Regions from separate parts of the Homo sapiens genome. Here region 1 is linked to region 2. The links are chromatin contacts, found by Hi-C or POLR2A ChIA-PET in ENCODE. All regions are on one chromosome and are shown on one strand. The core of a region is the stretch at or near the end of the contact, and the rest is flanking DNA. Distances in the headings are between cores, read along the strand shown.

Evidence for each region. Hi-C counts contacts between places; a loop is a spot of excess contacts on that map. ChIA-PET counts read pairs that join two places held with the same protein, here RNA polymerase II (POLR2A). Pooled maps may share reads with other maps.
Region 1: a map of ascending aorta shows a loop between it and region 2 (5-fold over the local background). The contact joins the promoter of ERICH2-DT here to the enhancer-like site in region 2. A Hi-C loop is called at or near these places in 1 of 168 maps with a recorded cell type or tissue (ascending aorta) and 4 of 50 pooled maps. POLR2A ChIA-PET finds 5 or more read pairs at or near these places in 1 of 52 experiments (MCF 10A).

Annotation. Positions count from the first base shown.
Region 1 is chr2:170,767,625-170,772,770 of GRCh38, reverse strand. ERICH2-DT (ERICH2 divergent transcript) reads left to right here and starts at 2,005. Exons shown (of 6, transcript NR_110185.1): 1 at 2,005-2,069. ERICH2 (glutamate rich 2) reads right to left here and starts at 2,393. Exons shown (of 10, transcript NM_001290030.2): 1 at 1,584-2,393. The coding sequence starts at 2,089. RefSeq lists silencers at 1,296-1,435, 1,756-1,815.
Region 2 is chr2:170,552,156-170,557,942 of GRCh38, reverse strand. All of the region lies in intron 32 of MYO3B (myosin IIIB), which reads right to left. Among named protein-coding and RNA genes, the nearest start is that of LINC01124, 160 kb to the left of the region's middle. Within about 2 kb of position 3,167, at least 3 of the 41 ENCODE cell types and tissues checked have a DNase peak (open chromatin) inside an H3K27ac peak, as active enhancers do.

The DNA.
Region 1 (5,146 bases), core at 756-3,255, 220 kb before region 2:
AGAGACAGAGCTGATTAAGCACTATCCTCTATCCTCAGGGAGCTTGGTGGGGGAAACATTACATGATGCAGGAACAATATTTCATGGCATAGCTTCAAATGTGTATACAAATGGTGTCAAGGATCATCCATCACTTACATTCATTTTTTAAACTGACTAAATATAAATTTTATATATTTCCTTTACAGTGTAATATAGTGCTAGGATTCCAGACTCTGGAGTCAGGTTGTCTATGTTTAAATCCCAGTAAACTGTGTGACCTTGAGCAAATTCCTTAACCTCTCTGTGATTCAGTTCCTCAACTGTAAAGTGTGGATAAAAACACCACCTACCTTATAGAGTTAAATTGCAAAGGTTAAAATAATTAGCTACCAATAAATAATAATAGTAGCACTCATCTCCTGCCAGAACTGCAGTTACTATAACTCCTCCTCCTATACTATTGTTAATATTTACAGCTCAGGGAGGCCAGTCCTGAAGGTGAACTGTCACAAATGAAGCCAGTTCTAAACGCCGAAACTGGATGGGGCAAAGAAGGGAGAAAACACTGAGGATGTGGCTCAACCGGTGAGCGTAGGTAGAAAGCTCTGGAATTCTGGAGTGGGTGCAATGAAATACCTAGAGATGCTGGAATTTCAGCTCTGGAAAACTCTTAACACGTAAAGAGAAATGTTATTGTTATTATTGTTCTCCAGAGATTACAAAAACCAAAACTATTTCAATTCACAAAAAACAAAATAAAAATTAAAAAATAAGTTGGATTTGGGGATCATTGTATTTGGTTTTTAGAAAAATGAAACATATTAAAAGACATTTCCGGTGTCCTTTTCAGATTTTTAAAAAGCGACTTCCAGGGGTTCTCCTAGGGTAAAAATAAGATTCAGCCAAGACACCTATGCCAAACAATAAATTGATCATTATACCATGTGTTACTTTAAATGCCACAGGGGCTCAGTGTAGAGTAGTTTGAGTAGTCAAAAGAACAATATCAACATTTTGGAAGTTTCAAGTCAATTTCATCATCTCATAAGATGAGAATAAGGCCCGGGAATATAAATGATTTGTCCAAATTCCATCGAAATTTGTATGGCTAGCAAGTTATATCTAGCTAGTAGTGATGTCTTAACTAATTTTCCAAAAATAAGTAAAAGAATTCCGGGCAAGGGCAAGGACTGAGGGAAGGGGGTCGGGAAGCCCTGGGATGGGCTGGGCCATCTTCGTTATTTGCGGGGAAGGAGTTGGTGCGTGTGCACCGGCCGGTCAAAGAATGGTAGTGTAGACAAGCCTGTCAGAATCGCCCAGTTATCTCCACACCCGTGTAGACACGAACGGCGCTTCCTCACCTCTTCCGACCACTGCGGGAGGAGGGTGCCGCAAGCCAGGCGCACCCCAGTGGCGCGCATCCTCCCTTCCCGGCGGCCCCTGGCAGCCACGGGGCCCGGGGCCCAGAGCCAGAACCAGGTGCGGTAGAGCGGTCCGCAGACTCGGGCGCCCGGTCTGGGGGTGGTCTGCTGTGGGGGCTGGGTCAGACTGCACACCGGGCTAGGGAGAGGGAGACCGGTCGTTGCCTCGGAGTGTCTTACCAGCTGGCGGCCCTCTTCAGCAGACCATCCGAAGGGCACACACCGAGAGCCAGCCCGGCTAGCTGCTCGCGCGGAGCTGGGGGCTCCGAGTCGGGAACGCAGCGTCGCCGTGGAGACTGCACGGCGCGTGGAGGAAGCTCGGGCAGCAGCCGAGGGTGGGGGCTGGGGGAATTGGGCGACGGCGGGGGAGGTGGCGGGGGCGGGGGCGGGGGCAGGGGCAGCCCGGGGAACCACGGAGAGGCAGGGTGGAGGCGGGCCCAGGCCGTAGGGCGGTGGAGGGCGCGGGACGGAGCGGGCGCGGCGAGGAGGGCCCGGGGCGGGGCTGGGAGGCGGGTCCGGGGGGGCGGGGCGGGGCGGGCGGCCGAGCTGAGGGACAGCCCCGCGGTTGTGGGTGTCCCGCGGCGCCGGAAACTGGGCGCACACACCCTCGGATTGACGTGCGCACGCGCACCGGTTACCTTCAGGAGCGCCGAAGAAGGAAAGAAGGTTGGAATGTCGGTGTCCATACCTGATTCTAAGCGAGGGAGAGGGAAGGGGGCGGGGTGGCCTCAGAGTTTTAAACTTGGGGAGTAAAAAGAAGTCTTGAGTTGGGAGAGATGGGTGTCCCTGGTAGTGGATGAACAAGTGTCCCCTGCAGGACTTAGTCCCCCAACCTGAGGTCGCCCCAAGAAGATTATGGGTCTCCGGGGGGAGTCCCTGGACGCCAGTTTTCCCAGAAGTCAGATTCAAGTGATTAGAACCAGAGACCCGGCTCTCCCCCAGCTAGAGCAGCCCAGGTTCCCTCTAGCGCCAGAGCTGCTGCTCTGCCACGCCGGCCAATGGGAGGTATTAGTGTTTAAGTAACTGCTTGGGTCACAGTAGGGGGTGGGGAGCTTTTCTGTTACAGAATTCTAAAGGTCCCTCAAGCTTGGCTTCTAGGAAGGAATTGGTTATTTTTCTCCACTTGGGATGCCGGAAGTAACTAGAATCAATTTGTTGCTAGGCAACGTGTTTTGAAGGACGCGTGTTTGTTGGACTCAAATCTGGATTCGACTTTCACATGGTAGACACATAATATCAGGTGTACTCCCTATTTAATCTCTGGAGTTGCTACCCGCTGAGGATATGTACCTTGGTAGATGGTTGTGAAGCTAAAATGACATAAAAATGTATAAAGCTCTGACATGTGGAAGATGCTTAATAAATAACAAATTTTATTATTATTATAATAAAAATAGAACCAGCTGGACCATTTCCGGAACCAAGAGAATACAGAGACGTGGCCATTTTTTAATTCTCTTAGTCATCTGTTCACATTCATTCTTTAAATCTCCTGTGAGCCCTTGATGATAGGTAGGAGGCAAAGGAAAAATGCCAGAATGGAAGTTTTTGAAAAGAACTCAATGGAGTCATTGACAAATACATCCCTAGTTTGATAAGGACATAGCAGGCCACTGCCTCCTCTATTACAGGAACACCCTTACATAGAAAATGTCTTGTTTGATTGAGGACTTTTCATTTAAACAAGGCCAAGGGTATGTCTTGATCAACACATTTGAAAACATTAGTTTTGTTGAATTTGCTTAGTACTGATGAATGGATAATGGCTGACTGGTTATTCCCATTGATCCACTACAAGGAAGTGTAAGAAAACCTCAAATTTGATTAAACTTTCTTTCTCTACCTATTCTTCCCCCTGACAGAAAAGCTCAAGTTCATTTGTAGGATGCAGTGTTTAGTTTACTTACTGCTCCTGAAGGGAGCAAAAATGGATTAATGGGCTGGGCACGGTGGCTCACACTTGTAATCCCAGCACTTTTTTTTTTGAGACGGAGTCTCCCTCTGTCCCCCAGGCTGGAGTGCAGTGGCGCGATCACGGCTCACTGCAAGTTCCGCCTCCCGGGTTCACGCCATTGTCCTGCCTCAGCCTCCCGAGTAGCTGGAACTACAGGCGCCCGCCACCATGCCTGGCTAATTTTTTTGTATTTTTAGTAGAGACGAGGTTTCACCGTGTTAGCCAGGATGGTTTCGATCTCCTGACCTCGTGATCCGCCCGCCTCGGACTCCCAAAGTGCTGGGATTACAGGCGTGAGCCACCGCACCTGGCAATCCCAGCACTTTGGGAGGCCGAGGTGTGCGGATCGCTTGAGCTCAGGTGTTTCAGACCAGCTTGGGCAACATGGCGAAACGCTGTCTCCACAAAAAAATATAAAAAATTAACTGGGCATAGTGGCACGGGTGCGGTGGGGTAAGGGGGGGTCGAAGCTGTAGTGAGCCTTGATTGTGCCACTGCATTCTAGCCTGGGCGACAAAGTGAGACCCTGTATTAAAAAAAAAAAAAGATTCATGACCTTGGAGAATAAAAGTATGTTCTCCACATCGAGGAGTGGTTAGAGTGATCTGGCTTCCACCTTGGGCCTCAAGGTCTTCAAGTGCCAAGTGGAAATACATGCACTACCTGCCCCTGTAGCTCAGAACATGGAATGAGAGAAAATAAAGCCCCTGACACAGAGCCTCGCACATGACAATTCGTCAACAACTGAGATATTATTACTTCTACCATAATATTCTGTATATAAATAAAAGTACTTTCAGGATAGCCGTAAGAATTAAAGATCATTAGGTAAAGTGCCTGGTCCAGTACCTATTTGAACCACTGATGATTATTTTGCTTCTCTCTGATGAAAAAGCACTACATTTCATCTTTATTTGTATAACTTGAGAAATAAGTCACCTAACTTTTCTGCAGAAGTTATTATTGGTGTTATACTCAAAAATAAAGCACAGTTTAGCCCTGGCCTGTGCATTTACACCACTGAATAAATTACCAAAAGTGTCTGTCTAGCAAGAGTTCGTTCTAACAAAGTGGAGAGGAAGAGCCAGTTTTATACAAATATTGAATCATCCCACAACTACATTTCATGAAACTCCCTGATTTTTTTTAAAAAGAGACTCTTGCTCTGTAGCCCAGGCTGCAAAGCTGGAGTGCAGTGGCCTGACCTCTCAGCTCACTGCAACCTCTGTATCCCCTCAGCCTCCTGAGTAGCTAGGACTACAGGCACAGGCCACTGCCCCCCGCTAATTTTTTTTTCTTTTTTTATAGAGACAAGGTCTCACTATGTTGCGTAGGCTGGTCTCAAACTCCTGGGCGCAAGCAATTCACCCACTTTGGCCTTCCAAGGTGCTGGGATTACATGGCGTGAGCTACCATGCCTGGCTAACTCCCTGATTTTTAATGGACTCATTTTTATTACAGATCTGAATGTTAGCAGTGCCTTATGTTAAAAATGTTTAAATCACTTTTAGTGTTTTTCTAATTATAAAACAAATGCAGAGAAACACAAAAGAAGAAATTAAAACCATCCAGAATTCTACCACTCAGTAATAACCTCAGTCAATAATTCTATTTTTCCTTCTATCCTCTTTGTGCTCACATATATATATATATATATATATATATACTTTACAACATTTGCATTAGATGTGTACACGGTGCCAGCATCCTTTTTGCTTAACTTTTCCTCTTAAACATTTCCCAAATGTATTTAAGCCTCAAAACATTTTTAATGGCTGTATAATATTTA
Region 2 (5,787 bases), core at 1,918-4,417:
AGGATGGGGGCTGGGGGTGCAAAACAAAATAAACAACCACCTTGATCTTGTATCTCTCACATGTGAGCTTCTCCCCGTGTGGAAAAAGAATGGGCAGACGGCTGGAAACATCTTTTCTGACTCTTCGCTGCAGGTCTGAGTTTTGGAGTAAGCTTATCTGAACCTTTCCTGGAGACCACATATCACCGTTGGAGCTCCCACAGCTCCTGTGCTCACCCCTATCAACACCCTAGTCAAAGCAGACTTGTTTTCAAATTTATTTGTCCATCTCTCTCAGAATATAAATTTCACAAGAGCAAGCCTGGCTCTTGCTCCCTGTATTATATCAAACATAGTGTCTGCCATTTAGTGGGTGCTCAAGTAACATCTGCTGGACAAATATCCTAATGAATGAGGAATAAAGGTATATTTTATTATCTCCCAGCCCTCTCTGAAATTTAAACCAACAAACTGATCTCTTGCTAAATACTGTTTTAGCAGACAACCTGAGTTTTTCTAGTTTTTCCAGGAGTTTTAGTAACTTAGCAAACATAAATAGCACTTTGGGAGGCAGAGGCGGGCGGATCACGAGGTCAGGAGATGGAGACCATCCTGGCTAACACAGTGAAACCCCATCTCTACTAAAAATACAAGAAATTAGCTGGGCATGGTGGTGGGCGCCTGTAGTCCCAGCAACTCCGGAAGCTGAGGCAGAAGAATGGCGTGAACCCAGGAGGCGGAGCTTGCAGTGAGCCGAGATCGTGCCACTGCACTCCAGCCTGGGCGACAGAGCGAGACTCCGTCTCAAAAAAAAATAAAAATAAAAATAAAAAACCCTGCAGACATACCCTTTGAACCTAAAAGAAAAGTTGGAAAGAAAAACAAAAAAAAACACGTATCTAACGTAGGACTGTATCCAAAATATACAAAGAACTCTTAAAACTCAAGAATAGGAAAACAAACAATGCAATTTTAAAATGGTCAAAAAATCTGAATAGATACCTCACCAAATAAGACGCACAGATGTCAAATAAGCATGTGAAAGAAATAAGCTGTGAAAAGATGCTTAATATCATGTTATCAGTGAATTGCAAATTAAAATAATGAGATGTGACTACACAACTATTAAAATGTCAAAATCTGGCCAGGTGCAGTGGCTCACGCCTGTAATCCCAGCACTTTGGGAGGCCAAGGCAGGTGGAGCACCTGAGGTCAGGAGTTCGAGACCAGCCTGGCTAACATGGTGAAACCCCGTTTCTACTGAAATACAAAAAATTAGCCAGACGTGGTGACACATGCCTGTAATCCCAGCTACTTGGGAAGCTGAGGCAGGAGAATCACTTGAGTCCGGGAGGCAGAAGTTGCAGTGAGCCAAGATCGTGCCATTGTACTCCAGCTTGGGCAACAAGAGCTAAACTCTGTCTCAAAAAAAAAAAAGTAAAAATCCAAGATACTGACGACCCCAAAGGCTGACAATGATGCAGAGCAACAGGAACTCTCACTCATTGCTGAAGGAAATGCAAAATGGTAAAGCCAGTTTGGAAGACAGTTTGGCAGTTTCTTGCAAAGCTAAACATACTCTTACCACACAATCCAGTAATCATGCTCCTAGGTATTAACTCAAATGAATTAAAAAGTTACATCCACACCAAAACCTGAACACAAATGTTTATGGTAGGTTCACTCATAATTGTCCAAACTTGGAAGCAACCAAGATATTAAGCTATCAAGCCATGACAAGACATGAAGGAATCTTTTTTTTTTTTTCTAGACAGAGTCTTGGTCTGTTGCCCAGGCTGGAGTTCAATGGCGTGATCTCGGCTCACTGCAACCTCTGCCTCCCAGGTTCAAGTGATTCTCCTGCCTCAGCCTCCTGAGTAGCTGGGATTACAGGCGTGTGCTATTACGCCCAGCTAATTTTTGTACTTTTAGTAGAGACAGTGTTTCGTCATGTTTCTCAGGCTGGTCTAGAACTCCTGACCTCAAGTGATCCACCTGTCTTGGCCTCCCAAAGTGCTGGGATTACAAGCATGAGCCACCACACCCAGCCGACATGGAGGAATCTTAAATGCATATTATTATTATTATTTTAGAGATAGGATCTTGCTCTACTGCCTAGGCTGGAGTGCAGTGGTACCATCATAGCTCACTGCACCCTCGACCTCCTGGGCTCAAGTGATCTTTCTACCTCAGCCTTCCATGTAGCTAGGAATATAGACATGCACCAAAACACTTGGCTAATATTTAAATTTTTTGTAGAGACAGGGTGTTGCTGTGTTGTCCAGGCTGGTCTTAAACTCTTGGCCTCAGGCAATCCTCCCACCTCAGCCTCCCAAAGTGCTGGGATTACAGGTGTAAACCACCACACCTGGCCTCTTAAGTACATATTGCTAAAGTGAAAGAAGTCAATCAGAAATGGCTATATACTGTATGATTCCAACTATATGACATTCTGAAAAAGGCAAAGCTATGGAGGCACTAAAATCAATAAGTAAATAAATAAAAAAACAAATAGTGGTTGCCAGGGGCTTGTGGGGAGGGAGGAATAAGGAGGTAGAGATGGGATTTTTAGGTCAGTGAAATTATTCTGTATGATACTGTCATGATGAATACAGGTCATTACGCATTTGTCAAAGCTCACAGAACGTACAGCACAAACAGTGAACTCTAATGTAATAATAATAATAGTGTATCAATATGGGCTCATCAATTGTAATAAATGAACCATGCTAATACAAGATGTTAATTATAGAAGAAACAGGGAGAAAAGGAGAGGAGAAAGGGTATGTAAGAATTTTGTACTTTAAGCTCAATATTTCTGTAAGCCAAAAATTACTCAAATAAGTAAACTCTATTAACTTTTTAAAACGCAAACAAATTTATTATTCTCAATCTTAGAAAACAAACAAACATAAAAAGAAGAAAAATCACTACAACCCTACCATTAAACAATTGTATGTTTGATTTTAAAGTTGAAAGAATCCTTTAAAATGAAATAAACTAGGCAGCTGTGGTTAACAGGGCAGTCTTGAGAGTATGTGTTGTTTCAATTATATCAAATAAGAAAAGAATTTAAAAATAAATTTTCTCTAGGCACATTTTACAGCCATGCCATCAACATCCAATCTTGGAAGCCAAATACCCTAACTTGACTCACACACCACCCGCCTTGTGTTGTTTGGCATCTGCACTCCTGATGTCCTGGGCCAACGCCAAAACCTAACTTGGCATTGGCAAAAAGTGCATCATGACCTAACGAACTCAGGAAAGCACCGGAAAAGTTTAGCAAGAACTTTTCACAGCTATGTTTGCAGCAACAATCTAAGAAGAAATGATGTTCAAAAACTGTTCAATTCTGTAATGTGCTTTAATGAGTCGCAGGAATGAGAACAGGCTGTGAAAGGTTTTTCCTGAGGTATGTGGCCTCAGGAATGGTGGCCTGGCATGTGACCTCTGCGGCTTGTATCTGCCACTCTCACATCTGTGGCCACTTTCCCCTCCAGCCGCCTCTAGACTCCTCTAGCCTCAGCTCCTCCAATAGAGTCAGAATCTTGCTATTGATTCAGCTGGCTGAGGGTGGAGAAAAGCACTGACCTTTGTGGAGTACATCCCTTGTTCTTCCTTTTCATCCTGATTCTTTCAAGGGAAATGGGGCACTATGATCAATCTTGGTAGGTATCCACAGAGTTCCTTCAGAGAGCACCAGTTTTGAACAGAGCCCTCAGTTGAGGTAAACTACTAGGACTATAACTGATGTCCAAAGCACCCTGTTCCTATTCTTCAAAATTACAAAACAAAGCAAAACAAAAACAAAGAAACCAAAAACCCAGATCTAGTAAAAATGAGAAAAGTCTCTGTATTTGTCCATTCTCACATTGCTATAAAGAACCACCCAAGACTCGGTAGTTTATAAAGAAAAGAGGTGAAATTGACTCACAGTTCCATAATCTGTACAGGAGGCATGATTGGGGAGGCCTCAGAAAACTTACAGTTCTGGCAGAAGGTAAAGGGAAAGCAAGCACGTTTTCACATGTCAGCAGGACAGAGGGAAGGGGGAAGTGCTGCTTACTTTTAAACAATCAGATCTTGTGAGAACTCACTCACTATCATGAGAACAGCAAGGGGGAAATCCGCCCCCATGATCCAATCACCTCCCACCAGGTCTCTCTCCCAACACTGGGGATTACAATTCAACATGAGATTTGGGTGGCGATGCAGAGCTAAACCATATTATTCCACCCCAACCTCTCCCAAATCTCATGTCCTTCTCACATTTCAAAACCAATCATGCCTTCCCAAGAGTCCCCCAAAGTCTTAACTCATTCCAGCATTAACCCAAAAGTCCAAGTCCAAAGTCTTATCTGAGGCAAGGCAAGTCCCTTCCACCTATAAGCCTGTAAAACCAAAAACAGGTTAGTTACTTCTAAGATACAATGGGGGTACAGGCATTGGGTAAATGCTCCCATTCCAAAAGGAAGAAATTGGACAAAATAAAGTGGCTATAGGCCCCATGCAAATCTGAAACCCAGCAGGGTAGTCATTAAATCTTAAAGGTTCAAAATAATATCCTTTGACTCCATGTCTCATATCCAGGCCACACTGATGCAAGAGGTGGGCTCCCAAGGCTTTGGGCAGCTCAGCGTTTTGGTTCTGCAAGTTTGGCTGCTTTCACAGGCTGGCATTGAGTGCCTGCAGCTTTTCTAGGCACATAGTGCAAGGTATTGGTAGATCTACCATTTGGGGTCTGGAGGACAGTAACCCTCTTCTCAAAGCTCCACTAGGCAGTACTCCAGTGGGGACTCTGTGTGGGGGCTCCAACCCCACATTTCTCCTCTGCACTGCCCTATTAGAGGTTCTCCATGAGGCTCTGCAATTGCAGCAGACTTCTGCTTGGACATCCAGGTGTTTCCATACATCCTCTGAAATCTAGGCAGAGGCTTCTAAGTCTCAACTCTTGTTTTTGTGCACCCACAGGCCCAACACCACGTGGAAGCCACCAAGGCTTGGGGCTTGAAGCAATGGCTTGAGCAGTACCTTGGCCCCTTTTAGCCACAGCTGAAGCTAGATCGGCTGGGATGCAGGGCACCATGTCCTGAGGCTGCACAGAGCAGTGGGACCCTGGGCCCAGCCCAGGAAACCATTTTTCCCTCTAAGCCTGCAGGCCTTTGATGGGAGGGGCTGCCATGAAGGTCTCTGAAATGCCCCGGAGGAGTTTTTTTCCATTGTTTTGGCTATTAACATTCAGGTCCTCTTTACTCATACAAATTTCTGCAGCCTTGAATTCTTCCACAGAAAATGTGTTTTTCTTTACAACCACATGATTGGGCTGCAAATTTTCCAAACTTTTATGCTCTGCTTCCCTTTTAAATAAACGTTCTAGTTTCAGGTCATTTCTTTGTTTATGTAAATGAGTGTAGACTTTTGGAAGCAGCCAGGACCCCTCTTGAATGCTTTGCTGCTTAGAAATTTCTTCTACCAGATATCCTAAATCATCTCTCTCAAGTTCAAAGTTCCACAGATCTCTAGAGACACAATGCCACCAGTCTCTTTGATAAGCATAGCAAGAGTGACCTTTACTGCAGCTCCCAGTAAGTTTCTCATCTCTATCTGAAGCCACCTCAGCCTGGACTTCACTGTCCATATCACTATCAGCATTTTGGTCACAACCCTTCAACAAGTCTCTAGGAAGTTCCAAACTTTCCCTCACCTTCCTGTCTTCTGATCCCTCCAAACTGTTCCTACCTCTGCCCATTACCCAGTTCCAAAGTTGCTTCTACATTTTCAGTTATCTTTATGGTAATACCTTTA